2 separate regions of the Homo sapiens genome follow, and region 1 is linked to region 2. A link is a loop called in an ENCODE intact Hi-C map of the cell type or tissue named here. Cell type or tissue: PC-9. All regions are shown on one strand. Each heading gives the region's core, and the rest is flanking DNA. Links, peaks and the distances in the headings are about the cores only.

What was found. Hi-C counts contacts between places; a loop is a spot of excess contacts. Peaks named below come from ENCODE experiments on the same cell type or tissue, not always from the same donor. Only the 100,000 strongest peaks of a DNase experiment are listed, where the experiment ranks them.
Region 1: a loop joins it to region 2, with 6 times the contacts of the local background. A loop is called at or near these places in 4 of 110 quality-filtered maps.

The regions. Positions count from the first base shown.
Region 1 is chr18:2,159,265-2,176,268 of GRCh38, forward strand. No RefSeq gene overlaps it. Among named protein-coding and RNA genes, the nearest start is that of METTL4, 400 kb to the right of the region's middle. In PC-9, for the core only: no CTCF peak of the experiment used is centred there; a DNase peak (open chromatin) is centred at 12,827.
Region 2 is chr18:2,106,503-2,123,506 of GRCh38, forward strand. It overlaps LOC105371956 (a long non-coding RNA gene), which reads right to left. Exons shown (of 3, transcript XR_935087.3): 2 at 5,142-5,234. Among named protein-coding and RNA genes, the nearest start is that of METTL4, 460 kb to the right of the region's middle. In PC-9, for the core only: no CTCF peak of the experiment used is centred there; a DNase peak (open chromatin) is centred at 6,369; H3K4me3 peaks cover 815 bases; H3K27ac peaks cover 1,493 bases.

The sequences.
Region 1 (17,004 bases), core at 6,143-14,142, 56 kb after region 2:
GGTCTGTTTCCCCCGAGAAGGGGACTGCCCAACTCTCCCTATAAAATACCAAGGGAAGCACCCCAGATGAAGCAGTTAATATGCTTCATATGCAAGCCATGCTGGACTAGCTTTATGATAACTGGAATATCCTCCCACCAAATATGCCTATAACCCAAGTCACGGTAAATTGGGGGGTTAACCGGGGCCCCTTTACATGGGTGCCCCTCCCACAGAATTATAAGACTGCTTAAGAAGCCTTTTCAAATTTGCTACCCCTCATAGGTCTTACGCATGCATCTCCCTGCTGGGAGCCCAACCATTTTCACCAGAAAAGGTAAAATGGTCTGGGGGTGAAAAAGGGTTCCTGAGACCAGAACATAAAAACATACAGGTTAATAGAATTATAAAATTTAAGATGTTTAAACAAGCTTTATGTAAGGTATCTGTAACCCCTTTACCTAAAAGTCTTATGAAAATGGGTACTGTATGTAACTAAGGGGGTGTTTCCTCTGTCTAATACTATAAACCGAAGGCATATGAATCTGTTCTTTCAAGAAATACTTAATTGCACATGCTAAATGGGAACTAATAAATTGTCTAAGCCCGCAAAATATAGGGTAAAAGCTGGAGTGCTAGTCAGGATGACCCCTCCACTGCATAGCCCTTTATGTGGAGCTTTTACTGGGGATGATGGCAAAAACTGTAAGTACCTTTCAATGGCAATGACTGAACTAGAGAATTTCTGCTTGATGGGACATTGACTGCCTTGCTTTGGAATATTAACTGAAGCTACCCGCATCTTAATGGAAATAATGTTTTCCAAACGAGTTCCAGCATAAAAAAAAATGGTTTACATAAAATCTTGCTACCTAATAAACAGAGAGCCTCTTTCCTAGGACTAATTGTGAGGAGCTGCTAAATTCTCCAGTGCCTAGTAGCTCTCATGAGCTGTTTGGTTTGTAAATGGCATTTCCAAGGTAGACATCTTGTTTGAAAAGCTCTGGTTAAAGAAGGATCAAGAAAATCTTTTTCTTTTACATTACTTGGGTAAAGTATGTTTTTGTAAGCAAATTTACCTTTCTGAGTTCCCCAAAATTCAGATTGTAATTTTATGACATTATAGTTGTCTGCATAAGTTCAGTAATAGTTTAAAAAATTCATTTCAAAGGAAAAGCATAACATTAATACCAGATTAAATTATTCCTTGGCTACAATAATCCTCTAGAAAGTACCAGATTATAATTTTTCTTTATATTTTTAGTTGGTGCCGTAATGGAATAGGTTCCTTTTTCTCTTCTGACATACAAATTACACTTATAATTGTCAAGCGATAAATGTTATTTATCTCTCCTTGTTTTACTTCCAAGAAAACAAAAATCATGGTATTCTGAAGACCAGAGATATGAATCTCCCTCATCTGGCATCTCACTGGGCCTGGGTCTGTTTCACTGCTAATGCTCTGCTTTTAAAACTACACAAGCTGCCTCCCTCTAGGCCCAGGGACTATCACAGAAGAGGTGGGTGCAAAAGATCCTAAGGGCTGGTTTTGAGGGATAAAATTAGGTCAAGGTCAAACCCTCCAAATCAAGAAAGGGGTACAAAAATGCGTTAAACAGCTGGTAAAACAAGATTAGTTGTCTTCTAAATTATTACGTGTCACTTTTGCATCCACCCCCACCATAAAAATTGTTTGCTTACTATAGAATTAAAGGAAATTCTTTACTAACAGGATGAAAATACCTTGTAACAAAGCCTCCTGAGTATAATACGCCCAAATATGAGTTGTGAAGACAAATCTATCTATATATTTTTAAATTATTTTTCAGAACAATGCGTATGTTTTATATAGCTAATTATTAAAAGTATGTAACAAAAACCAAGCTGACAGTGGCTCCACATATACAAGTTAAAAGTAAGTCAGTCTTGGAACTTTGCCTTTTGGTTTTGTCGTTGGCCTTCTTTACTTAAAATAATAAGTATAAGAAGTAATGAACGCCTGTCCACATCCATTTTTATCTGGCCTAGCACAATTAATTGGCTATGAGTCTTTCGACTCTTAAGGCCCTCGGCCATAGGAAGTTCTGCCGAGGGAAAAAAACAAAATGACACTGTAGAATCATATGACTTCTCCTGTGACAAAGTCTCCTTTTATCTCTCAAGTATATGGTGCAATATAGAAGTGGTGGGAAAAATAGATTTGTCTACTGTTAACAAGTCTCTAACAATTTAGACACTGAGGACCAGGCAGGGTATTTCTTGCATTTGATTTATACCCTCCTCAGGATGTTATACCTATGGAGATAAATTGGCCAGAAGACAGATTAAATTTATTGGATTCTGATTTAATGTCAGTCCTACAATCTTCAAATAAGACTTATTATAAAGTTCAAATGGCCCTTGATAAAGAGGGTAAACACAGTGAGTCCGATCAAAGAATGTAACAATGCACGCAGTGGTATTTTGGCTCATTAGGTTGTTTACTGCCCTGTGACTCTACCTATAACCTTCTTGGATGCCTAATCTTCACTATCTTTAATGATATTCATCACTGTGTTAGTATTGTATAGCTCTTGTAAATGTTATGCCAGATACAGCAAAAGGAAAAAGGCACTACTGAAAGCCCGGATCATGATAGCTTGCAAAATGGATCTGATCTGGGATGTTTAGACCAAACCCTAGTCCTGACTCCATCTCATACCTTAAACAGTGGGCTATTACATCAAGTCAGACTGTGTTCTCCCCACCGTGATCCAAACTGCTAATATTTAAAACTATTACCACCAACCAGACTACTCTAGGAATGAGCCTTCCTGGCGCTGTAGGACCTTGCCAAATGACCAAATCGGATAACTCTGGGAATGAGCCTTCCTAGAGGAACCTGCTGTTGTTTGTTGGCCCACATATGCATTCTATGGAATGCTTTTTGACCAAGAGGGGGTACTGAGGACTAACCTCTGGTTTTTTATTTTGCCTAAATTCCTATCAAAGGGGTCTGGGGAGTCATGCCCTACAAACCACAAATTATCATCAGATAAGGTTTAATTTAACCCTATCTATTGTGACTTACTTTCCAACCTAACTCTGGCGTAACATTCCGAGACAAGGAAGAAAATCAAAATATTTTACCCCAAAACATGTTTCTTTGCCATATTTTGAAATGGCCCTGCAAAGCTGTTCTTTGTGGGGGGACAATTTGCATCTGTAAAGCATCTCTGTTAACATAACCAGATCTTTTTCTTCCAGACCCTCCCAATCTTAAAGAAATGAACTAAGATCTGAATAGAAAACATTTGTCCTCTATTGTCTCTAAGGGCAGCCACTATAAGACTTCAAAAGACTTTGGTCTCCACAATCTTTATCTTAACCTGAACATTCCCTTTCTATCAATCCCAGGTCTTTAGACAAACTCAACCAATTGCCAACCAGAAAATGTTTAAATTCACCTATAGCCTGGAAGCCCCTGCTTTGAGTTGTCCCAACTTTCTGCACCAAACCAATGTATTTATTAAATGTATTTGATTGATGTCTCATGCCCCTCTAAAATGTATAAAACCAAGCTGCACCCTGACCATCTTGGGCACATGTTCTCAGGACTGTGTCATGGGCCATGGTCACTGATATTTGGCTCAGAATAAACCTCTTCAAAAATTTTACAGAGTTTGTATCTTTTTGTTGACAATATGCACTATTCCAATCTTCATTAATATTTTTTCAAGAATAAACATGTTTTCATTGTGCTCACAAAAAAAGAATATTTCAATAATCATTATATAAAATGTGGCAATCTAATGGCAAATAGTTACCACTAAATTTATTACAGTAATGATTATAGATTTAGTTTACATGAACAGTGTTACCTTGAGCTCACCCTCCTTTTCTTGTTATAACCACAATGGGTTTGTTGCCTGATGCATGGCAAGTCAATACATTGAGACAGTGTGTTGCAGCAGAAAAAGGGGTTTAATCATAAGGCTGCCAAATGAGAAGACAGGAGGAAACCTCAAATCCACCTCCTCTGGGAGTTTGGGGCTAGGGATTTTAAGGGGTTTGGACCAATAGGGGACCAGACGTGTGGAGATCCTTGATTGGTCAAAGAGTGTGGGGTGAAGTCACCAGACAAGGAGATGAAGACCCTGTATTCTCATGCTGATCCTGTTCCTTCGTGGGGGTCTTCGAATAGTTAGAGTCAGCTGTTCCACTGGAATTTAGGATCTGAAAAACATCCTAAGCAATTCTTAAAATCCTCATGATTCTAACATCAGAGATCCTATCTATAGGAACAAATGGTCAGTATGTAGTGCTAGGTGACTTTCCCTTCACTTAGCAAGCAGCCACGAGGAGGTGGACCAACATGCAGCCTGATGAATGCTTAATTATAACTATATTTTTGTCCAGGACCCAGCATGTAATTCTTGTTAACCCTGTGTGGGTGGTTTCCCTTCCACTATCTTTGATTATATGTCCCCTCCCTTTATGGTTCTCCACTTACATGCAGGTAACAATTAATTAGCAGGTGAGTTATTTTAAATACAAACTTTTTTCCTAGAGGGTGAAATGGCTACAATTCTAGGTTCAGAGAGGTTGCCCTCCATTTAAAATATCCCTTAATCATCTAGAATTTCACACACACTGATCATTTATGTCTAAGTGATAACAATTCATCACTGGCATCCGCAGAAGCTGAAAGAATCTTAGATTTTTCATTGATTTGATAAATATTTATTTGGTTCCCATTTCATTCCAGATGCTGTGCTAGGCATCTGTGTTACAAAGAAAAATTAAACATAGTATCCAACATCAAATAACTCATTCAAATAGAGGAAGAGTAACACACTTAGGAAAACGCTAGCAGCATACACAGGTGATTCAAGGAACACAGAGCAGTTTGTCCACCTCCAACCAGGGGCAATAAGAGGAAGTTGAGTCCACTGTACTGAGCTTCAAAGGATGAACTTAACTCAGCAAGGAAAAGTGGGGGAAAAGAGGTTTTTTATTATACAGAAATAGTGGGTCTCCTTTAGAGCTAGAAATACTGTTAGATATCATCTGTTTCAACCAACCTCCTAATTTTCCAGACGAAGAATGTAATATTTTTGAGGCATTTTCTCATTAATCCCCATTAATCTCAATAATATCATTAATTATAATGTTTTTTAGAGATTTTAGAAGCCAAATATTACGTTAATTTTTACAAACAGGGAAATCGTGGCACACATATCAAAAGTTATGTTAATTTTTACAGACAAGGACATTGAGGCATGCATATAGAAAGTAACTTGCCAAAAGCCTTTAAAAAGTATTTGATGAATGCAAGTAGGTATCTCAGGTTGAAAGACTCTCACCCAACTATTAATGCTAAAACAAATATTATTTGTACATGAAAAAAAAGAAGACCGGGTTGAGAATTTGGAGCCCTGACATTATATGTTCTATGATTTTGAAAAGGCTCTTACATATTCTCACTTGTAAAATGAGACAGTGGCATAAGACATCATAAAATTCTAGGGTCATGTTGTCAAACTGTCAGAGGCATTTAAACCAGAGCAACTCCATCTTGAATAAGGACAGGGTAAAGTGAGGCTAAGACCTACTGGGCTGCATTCACAGGAGGTTAGGCACACTAAGTCACCGGATGAGATAGAATGTCAGCACAAGATACAGGTCACAAAGACCTTGCTCACAAAACAGCTTGTGGTAAAGAACCCACCAAAACCAAGATGGCAATGAAAATGACCTTTGGTTTTCCTCACAGCTCATTATATGCTAATTATAGTGCATTAGCATGCTAAGACACTCCCACCAATGCCAGGACAGTTTACGAATGCCGCGGCAATGTCAGGAAGTTACCTTATATGGCCTAAAAAGGGGAGGAACCTTCAGTTCCAGGAATTGCCCACCCCTTTCCAGGAAAACTCATGAATAATCCACTCCTTGTTTAGCATATAATCAAGAAATAACTATAAGTATACTTAGTTAAGCAGCCCATGCCACTGTTCTACCTATGGAGTAGCTATTTTTTATTCCTTTACATTCTTAATAAACTCGTTTTCACTTTATGGACTTGCCCTGAATTCTTTCTTGCACAAGGTCCAAGAACGCTCTCTTGGGGTCTGGATAAGGATCCCTTTCCAGCAACAAAACTGTATTAAAAATATCTGTTGCTTGAGTATGGTAAATATTCCAGAATTTGTCCCAAATCATCTGAGATTAAATATCTCCTTTCATTAAGTTTTTATTCCTTAAAATGTTTAATTCCATGCTGCTTCTTTCCTAGATGTGTCTCTTTTTCTTTTTCTCGAAACCAAGCTAAGTAGTCTGAGCTATGATTATTAAGCGTTTAGAAGATCCCCAACAAATGCATTCCATAATGAAAAAGCACTCTGAACATACCTGTAGCTACATAACTTAAAAGCACTAAAACCACATTTGTAAAATTTCAAACTTGAAGTCATAACAACCCACACAGAGAAAAGTAAAATCACCCCAAATGTGAAAGAAAGTGGCTAAATATTAATATGATAAGGCTTTAAATTATACATTTGAAAATTCACCAAAGAAATTTTTTTCTTCTCACTTTGTAGAAAAGTCCTATTTAAGGTCATGTTTAGACAGGTTACCTCCACCAGACCCTAACTTCATGCATTATTTCCCCATCAATGTTTTTAGTCACCACCTTCTTTTCCTATTTATTCACTAAATATCCTTTAAGTTCTTGCAACTGTAATAGGCTCATTGCCTGATGCACACCTCAAGTCAATACACGGAGACACCAGGTTGCAGCAGAGAAGAGGTTTAATCTTAGAGTCACCGAATGAGGAGATGGGAGGAAACCTCAAATCCATCTCCTCAAAGAGTTTAGAGCCAGGGATTTTAAGGATTTTGTAGTGGGCCCAAGTGTGGTGATCATTGATTGGCTGAAGAGTGTGGGGTGAAGTCATGAGACAGGGAGATGAAGAAACTGTATTCTCATGCTGATTCTCTTTCTCTGTGGGGGTCTTCAGAATGGTGGGAGTCAGCCATTCCACTGGAATTCATGATCTGAAAAGCATCTTAAGCAATTCTTAAACAAAAGCCTCATGATTCTAATGTCTGAGATCCTATCTGTAGGCACAACGGGAATACAGTCAGTACCTAGTGCTAGGTGACTTTTAGCAACAAGGAAGTGGGCCAAAGTGCAGCCTGATTAAGGCTTAATTATGACTATATTCTGCCCAGAACCCAGCATGCAATACTTGTCAACACTGTAGGGACGGTTTCACGCCCATGTTCAAAACCCAATGGTAGAAGCAATGCGCAGCGTGCTCCCATGCCTTCCAAGAACATGCAAAGTACTTGAAGAGGCAGGATATACCTTAATGAAATCGTCACTAAATTAAGAAGGAACACATAATAAAACTGAAAAGGAATGGGACAGACCCTAAGTGGCATTTTTGAGAAAATGGTAGTGAATGTGCTCTGGAACAGTGAAGAAACGTTCCACAGAGGCAATAAAGTGCAACTGACCCCTGTAGGATGAATAGGATATGGACAAAGCCGTGAGAGAAGGAAAAACATATTCCTGGTAAGAATGGAATACTACAAGCAAGGATTTGGAGATGAGGATAACTGAGTTCCTGTTTCTGTCCAATTAAACTACTCATTCTTCAAGTCCTAATAAAACCCTCCTGTTGGGAACAGGCCCCCCAAATCTGGCCATAAACTGGCCCCAAAACTGGCCATAAACAAAATCTCTGCAGCACTGTGACATGCTTGTGATGGCCTTGACGCCCACCCTGGAAGGTTGTTGGTTTGCTGGGAAGAGGGCAAGGAACGCTGGCCCACCCTGGGTGGAAAACCGCTTAAGGCATTCTTAAACCACAAACAATAGTATGAGCGATCTGTGCCTTAAGGACATGTTCCGGCTGCAGATAACTAGTCAGAGCCCATCCCTTTATTTCGGCCCATCCCTTTACTTCCTATAAGGAATACTTTTCGTAAATCTTCTGACTGGCTTGCTGTCAATAAATACGTGGGTAAATCTCTGTTCGGGGCTCTCAGCTCTGAAGGCTGTGAAATCCCTGATTTCCCACTCCACACTCTACATTTCTGTGTGTGTGTCTTTAATTCCTCTAGCATCACTGGGTTAGAGTCTCCACAACTGAGATGGTCTCAGCACCCTCCCACTGGCCAGCCCCAATCAAAATGATTCTAACCTCTGAACTACTTTTATTAATTCATCTACATAGCTATTAATAGAATGCTCCCAGTGATGGTTGATTTTATGTGTTAACGTGACTGGCCACAGGATGCCCAATTAAACTTTATTTCTGGGTGTTAGGATATGAATGGGTGGACTCAGTAAAGTAGATTGCCCTCCCCATTGTGACCTCATCCAATCTGTTGAGGGTCTGGATAAAACAAAAGGTGAAGGAAGGAGGGATTTACTTTTTTTGCTTCCTGTCTGCCTGCATGAGCTGGGACATCTTATCTCTCTGGCCCTAGAACTGGGATTTACACCAGTGACTCCCCTGGTTCTCAGGCTTTCAGACTCAGACTGAATTACACCGTGGGCTTTCCTGGGACTCTGATGGCAATTTGTGGGACTTCTCAGCCTCCGTAATTGTAAGAGCCAATTCCTCATAATAAATATGTGTATTTATTGAGGCCAGAAACAATACCCCAAAATGAAGCCGTAGAGGCAAAAGTTTTTCTCTGACCTTTCCTTGTCCCCCTGTCTCCCTGTCCCATTCTTCCCTAAGGCTAGCCATACAAACTAGAATTCTTCTTCCCCAAGGCAAGTCATGGAAACCAGGACTCCTTTTCCCCTAAGCCAGCCATAAAACTGAAAAATGGGATCTAACTTTTCCTCTGCTCTACCTGTGTAAAAATTGGGCCTAGAGAAATTATTTGACCTACCTTGTTTGACTGTAGGTTCTAAGACCCACATTCCAGAGAGAGTCCTGCCCCATCCCCAGAAGGAAGGAATGCTGCTCAGAGAGGACAAGAAGAATCTCGACAGACAGGCTTTGTGGAGTTTCCCCACACGGTCCATTAGCATTAGATAATACACGTTTTGTCCAACCGTATTTCTACAGGCCTGTCCATATTCTATGGAACCTAAGCATAAAAATGGATATTTTCCCCCACATCTTTGGGTCTTCATTCTTACGGTTCCTGTGTATACATGTAAAATAGATTCATATGCCTTTTCTCCAATTAATCTGCCTTTTGTGAGTTGACTTTCCAGCAAACTTCACAGGGCCAAGAGGAAGTTCTCTCTTGGCCTCCACAATATCCTACTGGTTCTCTTTCTCTGGACACCCTGACTAATATACTCCCAGACTAAAAACTCCAGGTGGAATCTCATGAGCACATGCAAAGACTTGATACCTGCTCTTCTATTTCTGTAATCTAAGAATGGACTGAACATTAGGACAACCAACTCTCACACTATATGACCAAGCCCCATCCTCCCCTTCTACTGAGTACCCTATTAGATCATTCCATTATCCCTTGGATTTACTGATATGTGGGAAAAATTCTTGGCTAAGACTTAGGCACCTGTGAGCCATAATTGAAACATCACCAAATGGTATGGCTTTCCTTTCTATGGAAGCTATTATTTCTTCCATTCTCACCAATTCAGTTCAGAATGCTGTAAACTCCTTGCTCCCTTTTGCTACTTCTAGACTTTCTTCCTCTACTATCACTAATATTTTTGTTTTGAAGCCTATATCATCATCTTAAGTCCTTTTGGAGCCTGGCTTAATGTCAGAGTGTCCTAGAAGCTTTTACAAACTTCCCAGGCCTGAATTACATACCTTTCCTTAGACTCTTGAAAGACTTCATAGTCTCATTATCTTTGCACTAAAAAGGTGGTTTAACAATTACCTATCCACTTGTACGACTCCCCATCAGTGACTTGAGGGTAAGGACTGTGTCTTCTTATCCCTTGTATCTTAACTCATAACATAGCTTCTGATTCGGAACACTGGAGATGCTCACAAATATTTGCTAAATAAATGAATCACTGAATCCTGCATTACTGTCTTCCTATTCTCTTCAAAAACATTCTCTCACGTCCCTCTTTCCTCAGGAGTGTTAGCACCTGAATATCAATCCTCTTTACTCCCCTTACGATTTTCCATGTACAAAACTTCATATTTTCTCTTATCTGCATTTACTAAATCCTCTCCTAATTTTCCCTACTACTTCCCTTCTTCTCCAGAGCACCTAGCTCAGTGCCATGAACTTGAGAGGCACTCAAGAAGTACATATGCCAATGAAAGAGTATCATCAGACTCAGGGGCAGCTCTGAAGTTCTGGGGCTGAGCTGACTCAGTAGCACATCTAATAAAGTGTCTTTGCTGCCACGAATGGAAGTCTACCAGTTAAAACTCTCTCACTGAATGTCCCCTTTCTTTCTTCTCCCTCCATATACCCATTTTCCTTAGGATTTCCAGAGAGCTAAACAAACAGGAGCCAAGCCCAAGTGTGACTGGAAACAGCAGTGATACATGCCCAGCTCAGAGCACAGTTGTAAACTTTATGGCTCCACTTTCTTTGTGTCTTCAGAAAGCTTAACACTTAGTCACTGTTTATGCTATATTGTAGCACTTATGCTAGATTGCTCATTTTTTCATCCCTTATTGTCTTTGTCATGGTGGACCACAGGGTGAGCCATAGCAGATACTTCAATGCTCCAGTGATGTTGGACTTGGGCTATGTGACTTGCCCTTAATGATGGAATGTGGGTGGAAGTGAAAGTGTGTCAATTCCCAGCTATAAGCATTGCATGTTTCTGTTTACACCTTTGAATGTATGCCACCCTCCATGAGAAGAACAAGCCACAGGTAACCACTGATCTCAGAACAAAGAACCTTTGAAACAGACTTGAACTCAACCCACAGCCTAAAACAGAACCACACTAGCTGAACTGCAGAGCAATGAGCCAGAAATAAATCATTGTTATTTTAAGCCAGTGAGATTTGAAGGTTGTTTGTTGTGCTGCATTACTGCTACGGGAACCTAATTCATACACTATGCTTGTTGTTTGTTCTCTAAATCTCTGAATTATAAAACATTGGGCCCTGCCCAATGACATACATATGAGGAAGGGTAGCATCCTGTTTGTAAAATACATGTACAATCTAATATTTTAGAAACATTTCAGAAGGGAGTGGTCCTATTTACGAATTTGGTTATTGTTATTCTCATTTACCAGGGTTGGTGTTGATCATTCTCTTCTAGTAATTGAAATGGCTAAGGTTCTGTCTGCCATCTTTCTCTTCCTGAATACATTTGCTCATAATCATGATTATAGCATTTTTTATGTGAATGCTCAGCTCAGATGATACCCATAAACTTCAGCTGCATTATGTCTTTGCTCTCCAACTCAGGTTTTTTAAGATTTATGAAGAGCCATAAAGAATTTGATTAGCATTAAAAATTCATGATGTATAGGGATGAACTGAACACTGAAATACATCTACATTTTCAGGCTGAAGGTATAAAATTGACCTAAAGTATTTTGAGGTTAAAAAAATGTAAGGTCCTAATCTTTGACATCATTAAAACTGCTTTTTTTCCCCCTTTTTAATTTTCATTCCAAGATGAAATACAGGTTCAGATTCCATATAAATTTGGGACAGGTAGCTTGGGGATTAAGGAGCAGATAGAAAACTTGAAGTTCAAAATTGGATCCTTATTCAACCTCTGCTTTACTGTATGATACTTAAAATATTGCTCTTTCATTGCTAAAATGGGTTGATTTGGCAAAACATTTCCGTCAGCAGTGTCAAAGCTATTTGAGAGACAACCTATTCAGGGTGTCTTTATTTTTTTTTAATTTTAAGTTCAGGGGTACATGTGCAGGTTTGTTGTGTAGATAAACACATGTCATGGGAGTTTGGCCACCCAGGTATTAAGCCAAGTACTCATTAGTTATTTTTCCTGATCCTCTCCCTCCTCCCACCCTTCCCCCTCTGAAAGGTTGCAGTGTCTGTTGTTCCCCTCTATGTGTCTTTAGATATCTCAGAGGTAACTGAGGTTAAAAATTCTCAAAATATTGAAAAAAGCTATCTTTAGTTCTATTTAATTTTTATGATTCATGCATAAAAACAGAAACATTTGCATTGTTGATTTTATGTGATATAGTAAATCTTAGTGGGAATAATCCAAATTTCAGAAATAATTATGGGCTTCTTCCTACTTCTAGGCTAAATAAAATTTATAAGCTACTCAACCTTTCTGAGCCGTGGTCTCCTCATCTGGAAGAAGGAATAACAAAAGCACCCACAGGCTTTTGTGTGGATAGAAGTAGAACTATTAGTATGTTGTATTAAAGCACTAGGTCTGGCAAACTTATAGCCCAACAAATGAAAACTATTATTTATTAATAGTAGGTTAAAATCACAGAACAACAATAGTGTGTCCAAAGTCTGAGCCTTTGGTGTTGTGAGAAATGGAGAAATGGAGCTACTTATATAGGTAAACAAACAGGAATTACCTATTGGCTATTGGGACCGATTACCCCCATATGACTCTGAGTTTATCTTCGTGACAGCTGGGGAACAGCAGAGCAGAGAGACAGAAGGGCTTTCTTTGAAACATTTTCTTAAGGAATCAGGAAGAGCAAAACAAATAAAATACATAGAGTCTTCAATCCCAAATGAATTCCTTTCCACAGGGTTAATAAAAATAGGATGCCAGGCTCTGGACTGAAATACCATTAAGCATTAATCAAGCTGCCCTCTGACCCACTTCACCGGAGCTGCTTACTAACCAAAAGTCTCATAGGCTGGGACATAGGTCACTAACTTCCTCGTTGTGTTTATAGATAACATCTTGAGTGTCAGAAGCCTAAGACTTTTTATTTGAGATGTTTTTTAGATTCTGGATTCCAGCGAATGGCTGATACCAATCAGTCTGAACACCCTCACCAAGAAACCAAATCAGCAAAAAAAAATGCAGTTCCTTCATGTCCCTATCCCACGACTTCACCCTGCATGCTTTGATAAATCACTGACCTCCACACCTCTTCCCACCACTCATTTAAACCCTTTAAAATCTCTATCCCCAAATTTCTTGGGGGGTAGCTTTTTGGCTTCCTCCTGTCTCCTGATTTAGCTGCCTTGCAGTTATACCTCTTTCTCTGCTGCAACTTGGTGTCTCAGTGTATTGACTTGCCACACATTGAGTATATGAACCTTGCACAGTTACACAAATGTCCTGCAAACACTGGCCCCATCACGAACTAAAGTCACCAGGACAGTTTGGCCTATTCAACAACCACCTCTTTATTCAGCCACATCCTCTAAGCTCAGTTCCACCTGATTCTCACTGTCAAACTTAAAAAACACTAACCTTTATCATAGTGTCAATAATTAGAACTATCAATATTTAATACCTACTCTGTGCCAGGGACCATACTATCTCTCTGACATATTATTTTTAGACCTTCCAACCATCCTGAAGGAATGCTATCATTCCAATTTTAAAGATGAAGAAATCGACCGTCAGAAAAGTGAAGGTTTGCTAGGTTCATATGGCAAATAAGGAACAGAGCAGAGATTAAAACCCGGGTTAGTCGGACTCCCATGCATGTGTTTGTTCCACAAGGCTGTACATATTCACTTTAATAGTACAGTGGAATATAACAGAGTTTGGGGTTGAAAGTTGAGACTTTATCTAATCCAAGTCTGCTGTTATAGATAAGGAAACTGAATTCCAGATCAGAACATCCAAGTGACCTTTCCAAGATCACAAAATAGTAAGATACAAAACCAAGTTTAGAATTCTTTCCATAATATCTTACTGCAATCTTCAGGAAAATTCTACTATAAAGGAACACATTGCCAAGCCAAATTATGCTGTTTCCATGACTCCCAGGCACACTGAAGACCCTTCTCTCTCTCTCTCTCTTTCTCTCTCTCTCACACACACACACACACAAAAGAAATGTGGAAAGAATTGATCTCTGCTACTTGCGGGTTGTACCAATGAAGTCTTACGAATAAAGTAAAAACTTGGCTATAAAACTTCTCAAACAATACTGTTATGAAGATTTTTTAACTGCATTCACTTATTCAGTGGACTATGACATAATTTCAGGCAGTTACCACAGTTTTTATAAGTTCCTGCTTGGAAGACAAGAGGATGAGCTTAACGAGGTGCAAAGAGTCAATCTATACTTCTCATCTTGAATATATGTTATTGTAAGGAAGCAGAGATTTTAGTGGGTGGTAGGCACACTATTGAATTGAAAACAACCAGCTTCTCCCAGTTTTTCTTTATGATGCAGGAAGTCAGCTTATAGTGGCTTCACCTAAAATGTAACCATCCTGGTGACTGTTTCCTTTCACAATCACCTCTTGCACACTGAAGCATGGTTTCTGACGTCATGCTGACTGCTTCAATTTGCCAACATAACTCTGAGGCTGTGCTCTCAGGCAAGGGGCCAAGAAGGAGGCTATTTTTGCCTTGGTTACCATACTGCTCTGGATGCGTCATTTTGCAAATTAACAGCCGAGGTCAAAAGCATTGCCTCCATGCTGAGCTATAACAAAACACGTTTTGAAGCTTGCTTTAGTCTGACTTCACAACACTTCAATGCTGATATCCATGAGGCATAGGCTACATGCTTCTACTTTGTCTAATTTGACTTTTGCAGGAACTTTCACAAATGCTAACTCCATTTCATTCCATTTCATATTAATTGCTAGTCAAATTTGCAAGAGAGAAAATTAAAGAGGACTCCAAATTCTAAATTATTATTGAATGTGATTTTTCCAGATTAGGACATAAAGAGTCCTGTTAAATACTTTAACCCTTTGGCAACATGAATGCCAGTACTCAGTGAATGGTCAAAACTGTGGATCTTGAAGATCCTGTTGCCTTCCTCACTTGTGGCAATGGTTAAACAACACAAGAGTATGGAGTGCAGTGGAAAGGTATAGATACAGTTTTCAGGCCACATGAAAGTTCTGAGTAGGCTCAATTAACTAAGTTCTTTAAGCAAAGGCTGCAAAGAAAGGAAAGCAAGCCTTCTGCTTTTTTGAATGACGTTTCAAAAGACACTCTTCCTCAACAGAATGAACACATCACTATGAATTCTAGACTCTAAGACCCAGATACTGAGTGAACTAAAACAAAGGAAACGTGAAATAGTGGCTCCGACAGTAAAGTATTGATGCACCTTCAAACGAATTTGTTCTGAATAATACATCAACTACCTAAGAACTCACATCTTGAGCTATTTTTTAAAAGTACATTGTGAAGTGCAAAGCATCAAGAAAAGCAGTCATGTTGCCCGACATTTTAGGAGGATGGTTATTAAAATAAAGTTTCAAATTTTTTTGGATAAGTACAGAGGAGAATTCCTGAGCTATTGGTTGAACATCACAAGAACTTTCTTGCTTTTAGTATTACGGCTGATAGAGCTGCCACAGAAGTGCCTCTGAATGAATTGTACTGAGAAGTAAATATGTAAAGGAAAGAACAAAGCGCATAGTCCACTGATAGACTACAAGCCCTGAAATATACATAGATGGCCCCAATAACCCCTTCTAAGCAATGTCAAAGACATGTTGTATATTGTAACTCTGGGTATTTGGAAAGAGGTGCTTGACGCTTAAAGGTAGATCCTCACTGGTTATCAAAAGGGCTCTGAAAATGAAGCAAAAGCATTTACAGGTTCTAAATTGGAAATTAATAGCTCTGAATACAAAAACTGAAGGAACTTTAGCCCATGATTTGGCAGACATTTAAAGCTCTATCGCATGATCTGGGGATGCAGAAAATTAGCACATTCTGCTTAGGGATACATGTAAGATCTAACAAAGTGATTTTTAACATTATAAGAAGACTTAGCAGCATGTTGCAAAGATGCAGTTATGAGGAAGAGACCCTAGATAGGGTCTCTTCAAGTGATGCACATCTTACAAAGGTTTTTCTTAATGGTCCTTTGCTTGTCAGTATACTCCCACTTCACTAAGTGCTCCTTCAGTGCTCCAGTCTCTTACTTTTTTTATTATAGTTACCTTTAGCCTTGGAAATTTAGCAAATACTCCACTATACACTATTTCATTCAACCTTCCCAAAAATATTGGGAGGTAAGAAGGTAGCATTATTTCCATTTTCAAATTCAAAAAATGGATGCCTGAGAAGTAGAGGCATTGACCCGGGGAAGTAGAGGAATTCACCCGGTGGTCGTCTCTCATCACAGAGCCAGTGTCCCTTCCACCACTGGCTGGTATCACTACACTTGGTCTGTGGGCACCTTGACTGCTTCAGCCTAGCTGAATGACTATCCAAGCCATTTGTTACTAAAAGAATGAAACTAGGCACCCATACATGGTTTCTAGAACAGAAAAATACAAAAAATAAGAACTGTGTTAAAGAGTTAAGAAAACCACAGTCAACACGGAAATAAAAGTAACTCTAGGAAAGCTCAGAAATTCTCCAGTAAAAATTAGCAAATCATCATCAATAGAAAAGATTCACATATTTCAACTCCTCAGCCATGATCATGACCAGGCCACAGAGAAACAGTATATCTCCCTACAAAGTCATCATTCTTACTCCTTGGAAACTATCTTAAGTACCCTTTAATCTCGCGATTCCCAAGGCCATATCTTAAGTACCCTTTAATCTCGCGATTCCCAAGGCCATATCTTAAGTACCCTTTAATCTCGCGATTCCCAAGGCCATCAAGATTTCAGCCGCTCTTAGACATACTCTTTCTTCCCACACCACTCATCTCTCAGACTGACAGTCAAGTCTACAATCTTTTCCAGCTACACAGCCCCACCTGAAAAAACTAAAGGCTCTGGAGATAGACTTGAGACTCTGTCTAACAGGATGGAGCCCCAGATAAAAATGTGGCATAAATTCACCATCATGACTGAAGTGCGTGTCATTTCACCTTCCCAGTGACTATCAGAAATACACTCAATAAAGGTTGTTTGACTCACAATCGAGGGGCTAGAATGTGTCCTCAGTATGTACTCATCACTATGTTCAGCAAGCCAAACCTTACGGACT
Region 2 (17,004 bases), core at 3,242-11,241:
GCTCACCCCAATTAGTATAACTGCCTAAGAATTCTTTATCTTGCTTGATTAGTTGCATGATGCTCAACGAGTCCATTGATCTCACTCTGCCTCAATTTCTCTGTCTCTAAAATAGGGTGCTTCCCTTTTTAAATCCTTCCATTTTACCCAACTTAGGGCAGGGTAAACTGATAATGTGAGTTTTCAGATCAACGGCTCCCTGCTTTCCTTCAGTTGAACTGGAATTATCCAACTGCTAGTAACACAGTTAAACTGAAGTTTCATGAATACAAAGTTTTATACAATGAGCTATTTTTTTTTTAGTACTTGCTATGTGCCAAGCACTTTTCTAAAAGGTTTACATGTAGTAGGTCCTATAATTTAAACAACAACCCTGCAAGGCAGGGATTATTATCACCTCTATCTTACAAATGAGAAAAATGATGAACAGTCACCACGCCTACTCCAAGCTGGAAGACTGGGGAGAATGATCATTAAAATTCAGCTGAAAATTATTTTTACTTCAGCTTGCTTCCAACGAGCAAAGAAATGGTGCAAAGGTTACATGGGCATAAGACCATTAAAATGGATATGGCCCCTGTTGACCCTCTAGGTCCTCACAGGGCTCTTGGAAACGTCCCAGGTCAGTGAAGCTGGACTACAGGGCAGGATCTGCTGTGTGCAAGTCATGCAGGCCCACGAGCTCCCTGCTTACAGCCAGAGTCTCCTTTCCACCATCTACCTGAAGTTCTTCCTATACCACCTTGCATGTGTCAATGTTCACGCCATCTTTATAGCCCAAGTCCACTGCAGGCATGACCATAGCTCACCCGAGAGTAGTGTTTGCTTTCATCACAACACCTAAAACAAATGGGGCAGGGCCTGAGCTGGTTGTTTAGCTTGGTGGTGAATGAGCATGGTCTTTGGAGCTAGACTTTTAGGGTGCAAGTCCTGATTCCAGCACTTTCTAGCTGTGAGACCTTGTGTAAATTGCTTAGCAGTTGTATCTCTTCGTTGGTTCCTCATCTATAATGTGCCTAATTATTGTCAGGATTAAATGAGTCAACACATATGAAATACTTCAAAGAGTGCCAGGGCCATAGTAAGCCCTCAATAAATATTAACTCTTACCTTTATCACTATTATCTCTTTTTTTTTTTTTGCTCAGGCTGGAGTGCAGTGGTGCAATCTCAACTCACTGCAGCCTCCACCTCCCGGCTTCAAAGGATTCTCATGCCTCAGCCTCCTGAGTAGCTGGGATTACAGGCACATGCGCAGCTAATTTTTGTGTGCGTTTTTAGTAGAGATGGGGTTTCGCCGTGTTGGCCAGGCTGGTCTCAAACTCCTGGCCTCAAGTGATCCACCCACCTTGGCCTTCCAAAGTGATGAGATTACAGGTGTGAGCCACTGTGTCTGGCCACTGTTACCTTCATCATTGCTATGATGTTCTTCTCCAGTTCAAATACAAAAGCTTTTCTGTCCCTGTCATTCATTCATCCAGAAAAGGATATTTGTGTCTATTACATGTCAGGCACTCTAGCAGGTATCAGAGATTAAAAAAATAGAAAGAAAGAAAAAGAAAAAAGACAGCACTATTGGTAAGAGTCTACTGAAGAATAATATCAAGTTAACGGACACATATATTATTAAACAATTTTCTTACCCTTCATCCCTCAAAAGCGATCATGCCACTAGCACCAGAGCAATACATCCTAATTATTCAATTACATTCTTTCCTGGAATGGGTTTTTTTTTTCCTAAATCAGGTAAAGCAGAAAGGTGCATTGTACAATTTTTCAAAGACACTCATAAAATTTAATTTGATTACTATGAGAAATATGAATATTCCTTAAAATAAGTTATGTGAAATGTGGCAGGATTGTAGTTCAATGTTTATGCTTCATTCCTACTTGGTTTCATATAACCTACGCACTCTGGGCTCCAAAAAAGTTTTGTTGTTAAGACCAGTTTATTTTATAATCTGGTATTTAATCCAGGAAACTTCTCTCCCACCTGGGAAAGGTTCAGAAAGATTTTTCTAGTGAGATGCCTAAATCAAGAAACCCTGGACTGATTAGCTTAAACTAAAAACAATAGCAGCCCTCATAATCAGGTTAGAGGAAGGTAAGAAAAATTCAACCTCCTATATCAAGTAACAGATCCTGGCCTTGGTTAAAATCCAAATAAAGTAATGAGTAAAGAATCCTCTATTTCTCGGCTAGGGAGAAAAGGCAAGGCAGTGAGTCGCAGCAACACACACACCCAATACTGCTCTGCACTCTTTAGATCCTAATTAGAGAAAAAAAGTGGTTTCCACCATGGGGACCCTGGTGCCGTTAGCCACTCTCCACAACATTCCTCCACAATGACCCAATTCCTCCTGCATCTGTGTGTTGCTGCTCTACCTAATGTATTTTTCTCTCTCCCTCATTTGGCTCTGTCATCTCTCTACGGCTCCTTTTTTTTTTTCCTATCATTAAAAAATAAATTCAGGGCCCGGTGCGGTAGCTCATGCCTGTAATCCCAGCATTTTGGGAGGCCAGGGCGGGCGGATCACAAGGTCAAGAGTTCAAGACCAGCCTGGCCAAGATGGTAAAACCCCGTCTCTACAAAAAAATACAATTATCTGGGCACGGTGGCAGGCACCTGTAATCCCAGCTACTTGGGAGGTTGAGACAGGAGAATGCTTTGAACCCGGGAGGCAGAGGTTGTATTGAGCCGAGATCGCTCCACTGCACTCCAGCCTAGGTGGTAGAGTGAGACTCCATCTCAAATAAATAAATAAATAAATACATACATACATAAACAAATAAAAAATTCAGTGCAATCCTCTCCTGCCCACTACACTTTGCTTATTTCTTATTTCCATCTCATGTGCTGAAACGTACTGAGCATGCATGCACACACACTGAAACACACACAGACACACTCACGCCCAGCTTCCAAAAGATTTTAATACAAATGCAGGTGGTGGCTTTCAAGTCATAGATTTTTGACCCTAGATATCAGGTAACTATTCACTGTGACAAAAAATAAAGGAGATTATTGTGCTAAAACAGAAACAACCTGTTCTATAAACTGATACAGTTTTGTCTGTTTACCTGATTAAGCAGTTTTTATTAATATTCTTCACCTTGATGACTCCTGAAAAAACTTGGGGGGCTAGCCTAATTTAACTAGAAAACTTTTGATAGCAGTGAAGCTCCAACTACTATAACTTGTTACTAAAATTATCATTATAAGCTAAACAATAATAATAATCTACATCATGAAGCTTTTGATGTGAATAAAAATTATTACTATATCTAGGTTATTAAAATATTCCCTGCATATTTTAATGCACATTCAAATCTGTAAGATAAATGAAAATTGCAACCAAACAGACATGTGATATGATTTAAATTAAAACATAAGAGCATAGAGCACAGTGGGGAGGAAGGGATGAATACATAGAGGAGGGAATGTTTTGAAGACAGTGAAGCTCCCCTGTATAATACAGTAGTGGTGGTTATATGTTCATTACAGATTTGTCCAAACCCACAGAATGGACAAGAAAAACCAGGAGCGAATCCCAGTGGGAACTATTGACCTTGGGTTATAATAATGTGTCAATATAGGTTCATTGATTGCAACAAATGTACCACTCTTGGCTGGGAGTGGTGGCTCACATCTGTAACCCAGGACTTTGGGAAGCTGAGGAGGGAGGAACACTTGAACCCAGGAATTCAAGACCAGCCTGAGCAATTTACAGAGACCCCCATCTCTAAAAAAAAATTTTTTTTAATTAGCCAGAAATTTAAAAAATTAGCCTGGCATGGTGACACACGCCTGGGGTCTCAGCTACTTGGGAGGCTGAGGTGGGAGGATCGCTTGAGCCCAGGAGGTGAAGGCTGTAGTGAGCTGTGATCACACCAGTCCACTCCAGCCTGGGCAAGAAGGGAGACCCTGTCTCAAAAAAAAAAAAAAAGCAAAAACCAACAAAAAACAAAGACACCACTCTGGTAGGGGATGTCAACAGTGGGGGGCTGTGCATGTCTGGGGAGGTTGTGTTTGTAGGTATATGTGCATCTTTGTGCCTTCTGCTCAGTTTTGCAGCAAACCTAAAACTTCTCTTTTAAAAAATCTATTTAAAATGGAAAAATGAGGCAAACAGGCCAAGAAAAGAAACGTTAAAAAAAAAAAATTAGTAAGACCACAGAGAAAGTGTGCTTTAAAGTATGCCACTGTATCAAAGAGTAGGCACACCAAGTCCAAATATAAACCCAGGAAGGAAATTATTTGAGTCAGGCATATGTGCAGGTAGCTGCTTATCTCTGAGTTTCTCCACCTTTGCACTGTTTCGCATTCGAGATTATTCTTTATATGAGGAAATTTTCCTGTGCCCCTTGAGTGACTTTCCTTCTGTTATCCACTGCCAATGATCAGAAAACCTCTGAGAAAACAGAGGTAGAAAACAACAGTAGAAAATGAAGAAAGCACAAGACTCCCTCATTTCATCACCTCCAGCAACTTCATAAGAAGTCCTGTAATTATAACATTGTAAGATTTGAGATGAAGCAGTCTAATCCCTTCTTTTTAAAATGAGACATTGAAGGCGAGAGATGCTAACCCCCAATTACCCCTCCAGAAACAGATCCCAATTCATGCCCAAGGAGTTCAGCTCAATATTCTCTCAAACAGGTCATATTGCAACATGAAGAAGAAAGAAAAAAGGAATTAATTTAATAGAAATGTGCTTATGGCTATTTATTAAAATGTCTATTAAGTATTGATAATCCTGGGTCTTGGCTCCAGCTCCCCATATGTCCGCCCCATTCGATCCTTAGCTGACCACACCCACCACCTGCCCAAATCCAAGACTCCAGGATGACAGCTCTCCAGAACAACAAACTTCTGTGCACAGTGAATATCTCCAGTACTACATGCTTGATATATTCAAAAATAACCTAATTGTCTTATCTGGACTCAAATCTATTCCTGATCCCCTTCCTGCAATGATGGCCCCACTAGCCACCCAGCCACCCAGCCAGAAGCCCTCCAGAGCTCTAGGCCCCTTTCGTCCCTCAGTCCCCTCCTTTACTTGCTTCTCCTGCCCTGTTCTTGCTCCACCTAAGCATCTGCCTCATCTAGTGCTTCCTTTCCGTCCCACACAACTGCCTTACCCCAGGCAGGCTCTCATCATTTCTCATTTGCAGGCTGTGGTAACTTTCCCATCATTTTTCTCTGATCTCCACATTCCTTTCAGATGATTCTTTCTGAAACACAAAGCAAATGTTGTCGCTTCCTTAAAACCCTTCCATGTCTCTCCATCACTTTCAAAACAAAGTCTCACACCCTTACTTCCCATGCAAGGTCCTGAATGTGTGAATCCTGCATTCTTCTTCAGCCTCGTTTTGCACTGCTTCTCCTCCCTCGCCTATGGGTGTCAATTCTCAGCTTCTTAAAATTTGTTGCAAGATACCCTAACATGACCCTGCTCCTTGGTGCTTACTGGAGTCCATCTACCCCTCCTGCCCTGCCCCAGATCAACCGAGCTGAGTCCTCCCCACTCTTCAAGGCTCAAGTCACAAGTTGTCTTTATTCTGTGGGACCCACATAGGAGTTAGTCAGAGTGATGGGATGGCCCCAGTATCAGGATCTTATAATCAGGGAGGGCTTCCTAATCTACATCTCCATGAAAGCTGTGGTGAAATGGGTGGGAAAAGCAGGGCCAAATCTCCCTCCCAGAGCCAATCACTAACCCGTGAGGTTTAGCTAATTTGCATGTAGCCTCCTTGGGGACGAGTGAATGACAAGCCCCCAGGAACCACTGCAGAAAGAACCTTCTACACTATAGCAGATTGGAGTCCTGAGATCCACAATGGTGGGCGTTGGTCTCACCACACCTGTGCAAGCTGTCTGTTCCCTCTTGAGCACTTGTGAAGGCTAGTGCATTGCAGAGGCTCTCTGGACCTGGCTCTGAGAGAAGGCTCATTCTAAATCCAATGGCCTGCACAGGCAGGCACAATAAATGTAAATAATCTGGAAAGGCTAAGCCGGTCGAAGCCAGCCAAGGGCATGCAGCTCTTACCCCACTAGCTTTGATATTTGGGGTTGCCCATCCCCTGCACCCTTCACCCTGAAGGAATTCACTGTTCTCCCCCACCTCCTAACACCTCCCAGCACTTCTAGGAGCTCCTTAGAACAGGAGTTGCTTTACTTAGTGCCTCATGAATAATAACACTTAATAAGTGTTGGCTGTGTGAATGAAAACATTATAAGAAGTGCCACTTCCAGATTCGGTGATTCCTCGCTGTTTTGAAACCAATAGCTAAATGTGTTTTCTTTTGTGCATAACGTTGAAACTGCTGTGACAAATACCAGCTAAGTTTGTTATATTTAATGCCTCCAGGTAATAATTTCCTCTCCTAATTTTTTTGTGCTTGTTCATCCTCTGAGTCATCGTTCCTCCCTCATTTCTTAAAAATGTCTTTCTGATTCTGCTTCTAAAGGTTGTTTAAAATCGAAAGGCCGATTTAATGAAATAACTTTATGTGAGACAAGGAGCTGTTTTGCTCATTTTTCAGGGGCTGGCACCACCACACAATACTCTCTTCAGACTTTCCATTTTCATTAAACAATTACATTTCAGTTGTTTGAGTCTCATCTAGTGTATGTGATCTTTTGCAAAATTTTAACAAATTCACCAAAATAATTGCAATTTCTTCCTCCTAATTGTAAGAGTTGAAACCTACAAGTTTACCAAAAGTGGTCTTCGAAAAATTATTAAGATTTTTCAGAATTTGCATTTTTCCCAAATACTCAGGTTTCTAAGGATTGAAAACAAGGAGATAGGAGAAAAGCATCATGCCATATTCATATATCACACATCCCCTTCTGCAATTTAGTTTCAAATCTACAAGAGAAATTATTGCAGTAGGTGGCATGAAGTTAATCTCTATTCATTCACATTTGCAAAAACACCACACATGATCAGACTGCTGAATGAACTTGCATTCACAAATTCAAACCAGGGATGATCCATCTTGAAGATGACATAGATACCAAAATCCAGGCAAGCAAAAGTAGAGAACAGCAAGGCATTGATCAAAGGAACCAGGTATTATGTTTTACTATATTTTAATTCAGTGACCACTAGGACTAGCGGTAGATGCTAAGCTACCTAGATAAATAGACAGGTAGGAAAATAGATGTTTTAAATAAAGGAACAAAAGGTTAAGTAAAACTGACAAGCATGGCAATAGAAAGTCATATTTATTCTGATTTTTAATTAAAACTATGACCAAAATAATAAATGTTCTCCTGTGAATTGGGGGGTCTAACATACATACAATTATAAATGAATATTAAAAGGCTTTGGGTTGGTATTTCCTAGTATCTTTCCTCTTACATCATGCTAGTCTAAAAAGTACTATAATAAACTTCACCAATTTAGTGAAAGTTCTCCCCCTTGTTCCTTTTTATAACTTTGCAGTGACTATAAATAAAGGTGAGGAACAAAATCATTATTTTTGAGTAAAATGCTAACCACATTAATTTGCAAGTCTGATTGGTATCTCTTTCAGAAAATCACAAGTAGTATAAATAGCATGCAATGTGAAATTGTCATAGTAAAAACTGCATACCCTTGCTTAATCTATATCTATCTCATTCAGAGATAAAGTTACTGTATTATGCTTTTACGATAATCACTAAAAATTATATTTTTGAATGGTTTTTGTGCAACAGACTTTCAAACCCCCTTATTTTCCCCAACATTATTACATTTGAATAAATAAATTAGGTATATAGGAAGGACTTTAAGGGAACCAAAATATAATCCAAATGTAGGCATGTACTGAGTTGATATAAACATTTATTTTCCCTAAGGTAAGAGGAAAAAGCATCTTCCAAACAAATGAAAGCAACTGTTACACTCAAAGTCTTTTATTATCTGGACCCAGCCTCCTCTACTCTGACAATACCCAAGGCTCCAGCTCCAGTGGATTGGTCAACAGGGGTCTGAAAACCCTGCAGAGGGAGGTCTCAGCTCTTCTGCTCAGATTACATTGCCTCTCTTCCTTCCCCACAGGTAGTTTCCCGTTCATCCTACATGGCAAAGCTCAGAAATTGCCCCTAGAAAGATTTCCCTACCACATCACTCCCCCTCATTTGAATCAACCAATTCATTCCTCCTTCGCCTTTGCTCCAACAGCATCTGTTCATATCACTTTCATAACAAGCCTCAAATTGTTTTAGGCTTGGCTGTGTGCTCCCACCTCCTCTGCTAAGCTGACAGCTTCAGAGACCCACCTACCCATCTCTTATTTGTTGAAACATAGTAGGCACTTACCGAATGTAAGTTGTGTTAAAGGAGAGTCTCATTCAGAGAGGGCTGTAATTTTGATCACTCTTTAATGCATTTTAGAAGATGCAAAACTTCACTCCTATTCAGTGTAAGCACATGCACAGCAGCAGCATGGCTTCCTTTTCTGTTAGAAACATGTCCTACCACGTGATCTTGGCACTTAGTCAACAATGGGACTGAGGACTTCCAGAAGTCAGCGCAGCAAATGCCCACTCTGTCAGGGCACCAGCCTCAGCCCTGTTCTTAGTACTCCATAACCAAAGAACAAACAGGTCAGATAGGCCCCCAGGGGCTCCCCGGAAGATGCTAGATACTTACTGCCTTTCTGGAGCAATCTATCACCGCTCCTTGCCTAGCTCCTCTGTATTTCTGAATTATTTTCTCCTTCTCCTCCCTCTCCAATTACATTAGTTTCCGTGGATCCAGTGCTAATATAGACTTCAAATTTACAGCGTCAGCAACACCACATAGAAATGCTGGCTAAAATGTAACCAAATAAGATTAATAGGTAAACTTGGAAAAAAGCAAAGGAAATCTACAGGTGCCAGAAATAGAAGAGGAACTCAAAAACAGAGCAATAAGCTTGTCTCCTGATACACAAGCAATAACCTGGTCCCCTGGAAATATTAGTCCTAAAATAAGTCCCTGACTCCTGGGAGGAAATACATGGATGCATGGCCACAGGGTCTCGAAAGGCAGGAAAGTGACACCAAGACTCACACATTTCGCCAGGACCCTATAATGGGTGACCTCTCCGGGAACAGGGGTCTAGAAACTCTCTTACCAATTTTTCTCCAGGGAAACATGAGAAATTACTTCTGTGAGGGCTTTGGGGAAAAGTAATTCCATTATCAGAAGCAAAACTCCAAATCTGCAATTTACGTGAGTGTTGGGGAACATTTAGCAATCTGGGTGGTATAAGATTCCCAAGTTGGGAGATTAAGGTAAATACTGCTATATGTTTAATGAGAACTCCCTAAAATTTTAGCAGAAGCAAAACCAAGAATACTTTGAAGAAGTTCCATAATCCAAGATGCACTAAACTCCCACACTTAAGCAAACAACACTCAAGAGGCATTTGCAATTTTTAAAAATAAATGAAACAGAAAAATGAGCAATCAAGAGTGTATCAACAGACAACAAAATAGAGAGAAGTAGCATTAGCATCCTCTGATACAACAGAGCAATCAGAAAGAATGTTTAACATGTTTAGAAAAGTAACAACACTATAAAAATTGATTAAACAATAACGTAAAACATAGATTGATACTAAAAGACAGAAAGTCTTTTAAAAATAAAAAAGCATACTTCGAAGTAATCTACAGATCAAAGAAAAAAAATCATAATGTAAACTGGAATATACTCAGAATTAAAAGAGAATAAAAACACTATCTTTTAAAGTTGTGAAGCACAGGCCAGGTGCGGTGGCTCGCGCCTGTAATCCCTGCACTTTGGGAGGCCAGGCGGGCGGATCACGAGGTCAGGAGATCGAGACCATCCTGGCTAACACAGTGAAATCCCGTCTCTACTAAAAATACAAAAAATTAGCCGAGCGTGGTTGCAGGCGCCTGTAGTCCCAGCTACTCGGGAGGCTGAGGCAGGAGAATGGCGTGAACCCGGGAGGCGGAGCTTGCAGTGAGCCCAGATCGCGCCACTGCACTCCAGCCTGGGCGACGGAGGGAGACTCCGTCTCAAAAAAAAAAAAACGTTGTGAAGCACAACCAAAACAGAATATAGAGAATGATGTATTGTGTAAATGTTTATATTAGAAAAAAGCTGAGTAAGCAGTTAATTCACAAAGACAGATAATAACCATAAAATAAGCCCTAGAAAGTTGGAAGAAAATTGGCAGAATTTAATGAAACAGAAAACAGAAAAAGACATAAAATTTTAAAGTGTTTTTTAAATAAAAGACTAAGAAAAATAGAAAAATCTCTGGATATCGCCTAATATAAAAGAAAAGAAGACATAAATAAATAATGTTAGCAAAAAAAATTGATACAGACAAAAATAGAAGGAAAATGTCATTAGACATTATAAGGAACACCTTTCTGTTAATAAATATGAAAAGTTAGAGATATAGAAAATTTTTCAAAAAATATAAAGGTAGCAAAATTATCTCATGAAAAAACAGAACATGAAACAACTTAAAATCAAATTTTTTCAAAAGAATTGAAAACTTTTCTATAATTTAAAAAGAATTTAAATTTTACCTGCAAGAAAATCACTGACCAAGGCAGTTTTACAGATGAGATAATATGAATAATCGAGGAAAAAAAATAACCCCACTGCTATACACAAACTGTTCTGGGAAATAGAAAGTGAAATGCGCTCACAAGTCATTTCATGAAATTGACTTCAACAAAAGAATCAGATGAGCCAATCATAAAAAGGAAAGTATAGGCCATTCCTCCCTTTTGAATATAAATACAAAAATTTTAAATACAATATTTGCAAATCAAACCAAGCAATATATTTTTAAAGTAATGTTATATTAAGAGACAGTTCATAGTAACCACTTAGAGTTTATCCCAGAAAAGAAAGGATAGATTAAAATTAGAAAAATTTATTAATATAATCATATTAGTAGATAAAATAATACAGAAAAAAATTTGATTCAGAAAAAGCATTTGATAAAATTCCACAAGCATTCCTGATAAAATTCAGATAACTAGGAAAAGAAAGAAAACATATGATGAAAAAAGATTTCTACAAAAAACTTACAGCAAACAGCAAACTTTATAGTGAAAACTGGAAGCATTTTCTCCCAAATTTGAGAAAAAGACCATACCCTCTATCACTTTTTTAATTAAAAATGCTACTGGAAACACAGCACTATGTACATTTATGATTAAATTTGGCTGTGTGTTACAGAAAACATTACCAATAGTGCCTTAAACAAGGTGGAAGTTAGTTTTCTTGCCTAAAAGAAATTCTGATGTCAGTGCTGACCTAAAATTTCAGCTCCATAAATATATCAGGGCCCAAGTTCTTCTTCCTTTCTGTTCCACCATTCTCAACATTTGCTTGCATTCTCAGGGGAATTTCATGATGCCAAAATGGGGGCTGGAGCTCCAAACATCACATCCATTGATCCAAGATTCAGAAAGGAAGACAGAAAAAAAGGCAAAAGGATGCACTTATCATTGGAGTTATCTTTCCCCTTAAAGAACTTTCTTGAAAGTCCAACCCACCTACTTCTATATACATCTCAGTTGTCATCCCTATATGAGAGGCTGCAAAATGTAGTTTTTTTAGCTGGGCACATCGTGTTTCTATTTTTAAGAAAGAAGAATGCATTGTGTAGATGCCAGTCTCTGTTAGCTCAATACACAAGAAAAAGAGAATCAAAATATAGTGGATAAAAAGAAATACATTTGTTATTGTAAAAGTCATGGTTTTCTACATAGGAAACTCAAAAGAATCTATAGATAAACTCATAACTAATAAAAGATGTCAACAAGGTTGATGAAAACAACATTAATACAGAAAAATCAACAGAGTTCCTATAGACCAGACACTTTAATTTAAGAAATGTAGTCGTGTAACAATATTATACACATACACACACATAATAATAGGGAAGAAATCTAATAAAAATATACAAAGAATTATAAAATGTTAAAGATACGCGAGACCTAAGTGATGAAATGAACTGTTCCTAGATAGAAAAACTCAATATAGTAACTATATCATCCTTCCCCAATTAATCTCTAAATATCACCAAAATCCAATCAAAATTCCAAAAGCATTGTTTAAATAACTTTACAAGATGATAATGAAATATATGTGGAAGAATAAACTGTCCAGCACAGGCAAGACAATTATTAAAAAGGAAAATAAGATAGACCGATCTGCTCTAGCAAATACCAGCATGTTGTAAGGCTGTAGTGATTGTGATAGTGTTGTAATAGAACAACAACAACCAAATAGACAAATTAAAGATAAGGGTTCAGAACCAAACCATCTCTCACATTTGAAAAGTTGTCATAAATTGAAGACAACATTACAAATCAGTGTGGTCACAATGGACTATTTAATAAGAAGTGGTGCCAGGATGATGGTTAGCTACACAGGAATAAATTAACTTAGCTTTCTACATCACACAGCATGCAAAAACAATTGTTTTAGAAGAAAGTAGTAAATGTATTTATGACCTCAGGTAAGCAAAATATATCTTCAATAAGAAACAAAAAAACCTTGTAAAGAAAATTTTAATAAATTTTGCTACATTAAAAGTTAAAACATCTATTCATTAAAGGAACTCTTAAAATACAGAGACAATCTACATACCAGAAGAAAATATTTGCCATGCATAAAACTGACAAAGAATTAGTATCTCAACTATATCATAAATGCTTAAAAAACCAGTAGGAAAAGGAAAAATGACCTAACAGAATAATAGGCAAAGAAACAGGCAATTCACATCAAAGTGGAGCCTAAAAGCTAATTAACAGGGAAAAGTACATAAAAACCCATACGAGATGTCCTTTCATATTTAGCCACTTAGCCAATATTTAAAAGTCTAATTTCAAGAGTTGACAAGAATGTAGGGAAATAGTAATTCATGTATTCTGCTATTGGGAGTATAAACTGGAAAATAATTTAGTAAAATCTAGTAGAGTTAAGATATGGATATTTTCAAACTAGTAATGCTACTTCTAGGTACATTTAGAGAAACTCAAATATGTGTAGAGAAGACTCATAAGAATATTAAATGCAACATTTTACAAGAGCAAAAAGTCTAAAATAACTTTGAAGTGTATCCTACTGGGAGAATGAATGGATAAATGGTTGTATTTTGATAAACGGATCAATGGGATTATATATGAGCATTTGAAAGTGAAGTAGCTCTACATACAGCATCATGAATAAATCTTAAAGGTAAAGGTTGACTAAACAAAGTAAATTGTAAAATGACATGTAGAACAACAATTGTTATGTATAAGCTTAAAATACACATAACAATATTATACAACACTTATGAAAGCTTACACATGTAACAAAAACATAAAACTCATAAACCTCAGAATAGTGATTACTTCCAGGAAGAAAGACAGAGAAATCAAACACTTTATCTCAAAAAAATAACTGAAAATATCTAAGCAAATGAGACAAAATCATGCAAGATCTCATATGAATACAAAGATATCTGTTATTTTATATCATTCTCTGTAGTTTTTGTATGTTTTATGTAATTATTTTAAAAGGAAAATTACTAAAAAGGAAAAACACTTGCTCATCGTAAAATTTCAAAGCATATGAAACAATGATTAAGAAGAAAATGATCAATCTTAATGTTTTATTATATTTCCTTACAATTTTTTTTTTTTTTTGAAACCTTGTTCTGTCATCCAGGTGGATTTCGGTGATGTGATCTTGGCTCACTGCAACGTCCACCGCCCAGGTTCAAGTGCTTCTCCTGCCTCAGCCTCCGGAGTAGCTAGGACTACATCACACCCGGCCCATTTTTTCATTTTTAGTAGAGATGGGGTTTCACCATGTTGCCCAGCTGATCTCAAACTCCTGATCTCAAGTGATCCACCCTCCCTAGCCTCCCAAGGTCCTTGGGATTACAGGCGTGAGCCACCGTGCCCTTACAGGCAGCTTCTATGCATATTTTATATTGTTAAGAATATACTTTATTATCACTTTTCTATTGTCTTTTGTTTACTTTACATCATAGCATAAGCATAAGCATTCCTCATGTTGTCCTAATGATGGCATGATAGCCCATTAAGTGGTCGCACCATCATTTATTCAGCCAGTCTATTTTGGGGCATTCAGCTTTTTCTAACTTTTCTTGATTGTGAAAATTGATGTAAGGAATGTCTTTGAACTGAGCTTTTCTGTATCTTTAATGATGCTTCTGAAACTCATTCTAAGTAGTCCAGCAATTACCAGCTGATGAAAAATAAATAGCTGGAAAATCTTTGGTCTCCATGGGAGAATCCAGGCAGTGGTGTGGTCCCTTTGGACACCACGTTCCTCTACAGAACTGACTGTACAAACCCCGGGAGGGAGTCCCCAAGGGGCTGTATCCCAGACCAGTGACCAGGGATGTGACTGTGCAATGCTAATGTAGAGATGCAGGAAATGCAAAAAAAATAAGATGTTAGCAAAAGCAGCATGTAGGCCAACAAAGACACCGGTAGTATTATTTAATATTATTTAAAAACCAAAAAATCCCAGCATGGGAATCATGTAATGCATGAAAATTCTAAATATCATTTCTATACAGTGACAAAAAAAATCAGTAGCTTTATCTAAATGATAATACATTACTTTTTTTAAAAAAAAATTATTTTCCCTTCTAATATATGTTTGTTGTATAAATGGGTGAAAATTTTATTGGTTTGCAATTACAGTTTTCTTAGTCAACCTCTTTTAACAAAAGTATGTCCTACCTTTCAAAACACAAAAATAAATAAATAAAAACATAGCTCCCTTTAACCTGATTCGACAGAAAAAAAAGATAAAATAATAAAACATATGTCTCTAATAAGAAGAGCAACATCTTTTGGACTTGTTTATGTGTTTCTATTACTATTAGTTCTTTTGTAATAGCAAAGAGATGCTGTCCTACTGCGTTAGAGCAAACTCTAGTGGTAAGTGGGTAAAAAAAGTCTTAGAGCTTTGCAGGAATGATGATTTTTACTTCCTCCAAGGAGTGACTTTGTAAAAGCCAGGAGAACCAAATGGAAAAGACTTCGAGAACCAGGGACATTGAAGTCTTAAGGGATTCCTCATTATCCCTGAGCCCACAAGCAAGCCTTGGCAGTCAAAGCCCCAAGAGACACCCTTAGGGAGCTGTTGGGAAGCCACCCACACCCTCCTCCCTACAGAGATCATTAGCTTTTCATCTCAAAGGCACTTTACAAACATTAGCCAATTAACAGAAGCAAGCAGTCATAAATACCAGTAAGCAAGCAGAGCAAGAGTACGATTATATAAAAGCCCTAGCTGAGATGTGTTTACACATTTGGAAGTAAAAATTTAATTTCAGCAAATGCAGTAGTCTCAAACAAAATTTACAGGTCATAGCTGTTAATGACATTAAGTTCCTCTATTATTAAAAAGAAAGTGCATGATAAATCCTGGATGGAACTTTTGGGAAATTCATTCTCTCCTCCCTCCAAAAAAAGAAAAAGAAAAAGAAAAAAGCATCGTTTACATGAGCCCCTGCTTTTTTAGCCAATAACCTGTGGAAATCCTTCTTTAAAGAGTATTCTTCTCAAGAACTCAGTCCCCCCAACTAAGATCCATGGAATCAAAGTGGTAGGAAATGAACAAACAGTTCATTTGGGTCCTATTATATATGATGCTGATTGCTATTGAGTTCATTCATTTTTGTGTTGTGATTTATTTCTGGCAACATAATTTACACTTCTTGGCACCGTGAGTAAAGACAATACAACCTATCTTGGTTTTTATGGGCAAAATCAGTTAATTTTTATGGGCAAAGTTAGTTAATCAGCTTGAGTAGAAAACAGACTTTGAAGGAAAAAATATGCATATTAAAATAAGTAATTCCTTTGCATCTATTTACCTAGATGAAATTTTGATATGTTCTGTTGCCACAGTAACCAGATATTCTGAGAGATACATCAGGTAAAGAACAAATACATGAGGCAAAAATTGGTGAGATACCTTACCTAGCTTGTTCCTTCTACATAATAAAGCTAAGCACTGGCCTAATAGGGTAAGTCCCTAGAATGGAACTTTAATTGATTATAGAGTAAGCATATTATCATTAAAATTATTTTAATATGCTAATTATGTTGTATATGGAAAAACAGGCATGGCTTCTCCGGTCTTCTCTGCACTGCTTTTCTCAAAACTCCCACAGAATAAGACAAATGGCATTTGATTACACAGTTCATCTAAAACAAAAGCAAAATTTATCTTTAGCATCCCCTTCAAGTTTTACACCTTTATTTGCCTACACAGAATAGATTTTCTTTTTAATGTATTACATTTCACACAACCAGTATTGAGAAAGACAGAGGTTAATTTGCAAATGTTCTATTGAGATCATTACAGAGATGATCTGGAAAAATCTTAAAACAGCAATAATCTGGTCTAACAAGTAGACATCTGGCCAAAAACTAAAAGACCCAGCCTAAGAGCTGTGTGGTAAAGGGAAAGACTACATACTTTGGAGTCAGACTAATTTGACTACAAACTCTGACTTCAGGTCTGAAAAAGATGTACTATTTCTTAGGCTCAATTTCTTCATCTGTAAAATAGGGGTATTACATACAGTCTTTAAGAATGAAATGATCTAATTCCGTGAAAGGGTCAAGTAAAGAACATGATACATAGAAGCCAGGAACTATAGATAGAGATACATAGTTAGAAGACAGATGGATGGATAGATGGTAGATTAGATGATAGGTAGGTAGACAAATAGATGATAGATAGATAGGTAGATAGATAGATAGATAGATAGATAGATAGATAGATAGATAGATGGATGGATAGACAGACAGACAGACAGATAGACAGACAGATAGATAGATGTGATATGATAGTCTCACTCCCCCATCCCCTTATCACCATCCCTTTCTTGTGACAACTTTAGACTATTGGATCTATCCATTGCTTTATCATCATCAACAATGTTGGGGAACGTATCTGAAATGGGTACCACAAATGGCAACCTTAGAGGATTTGAG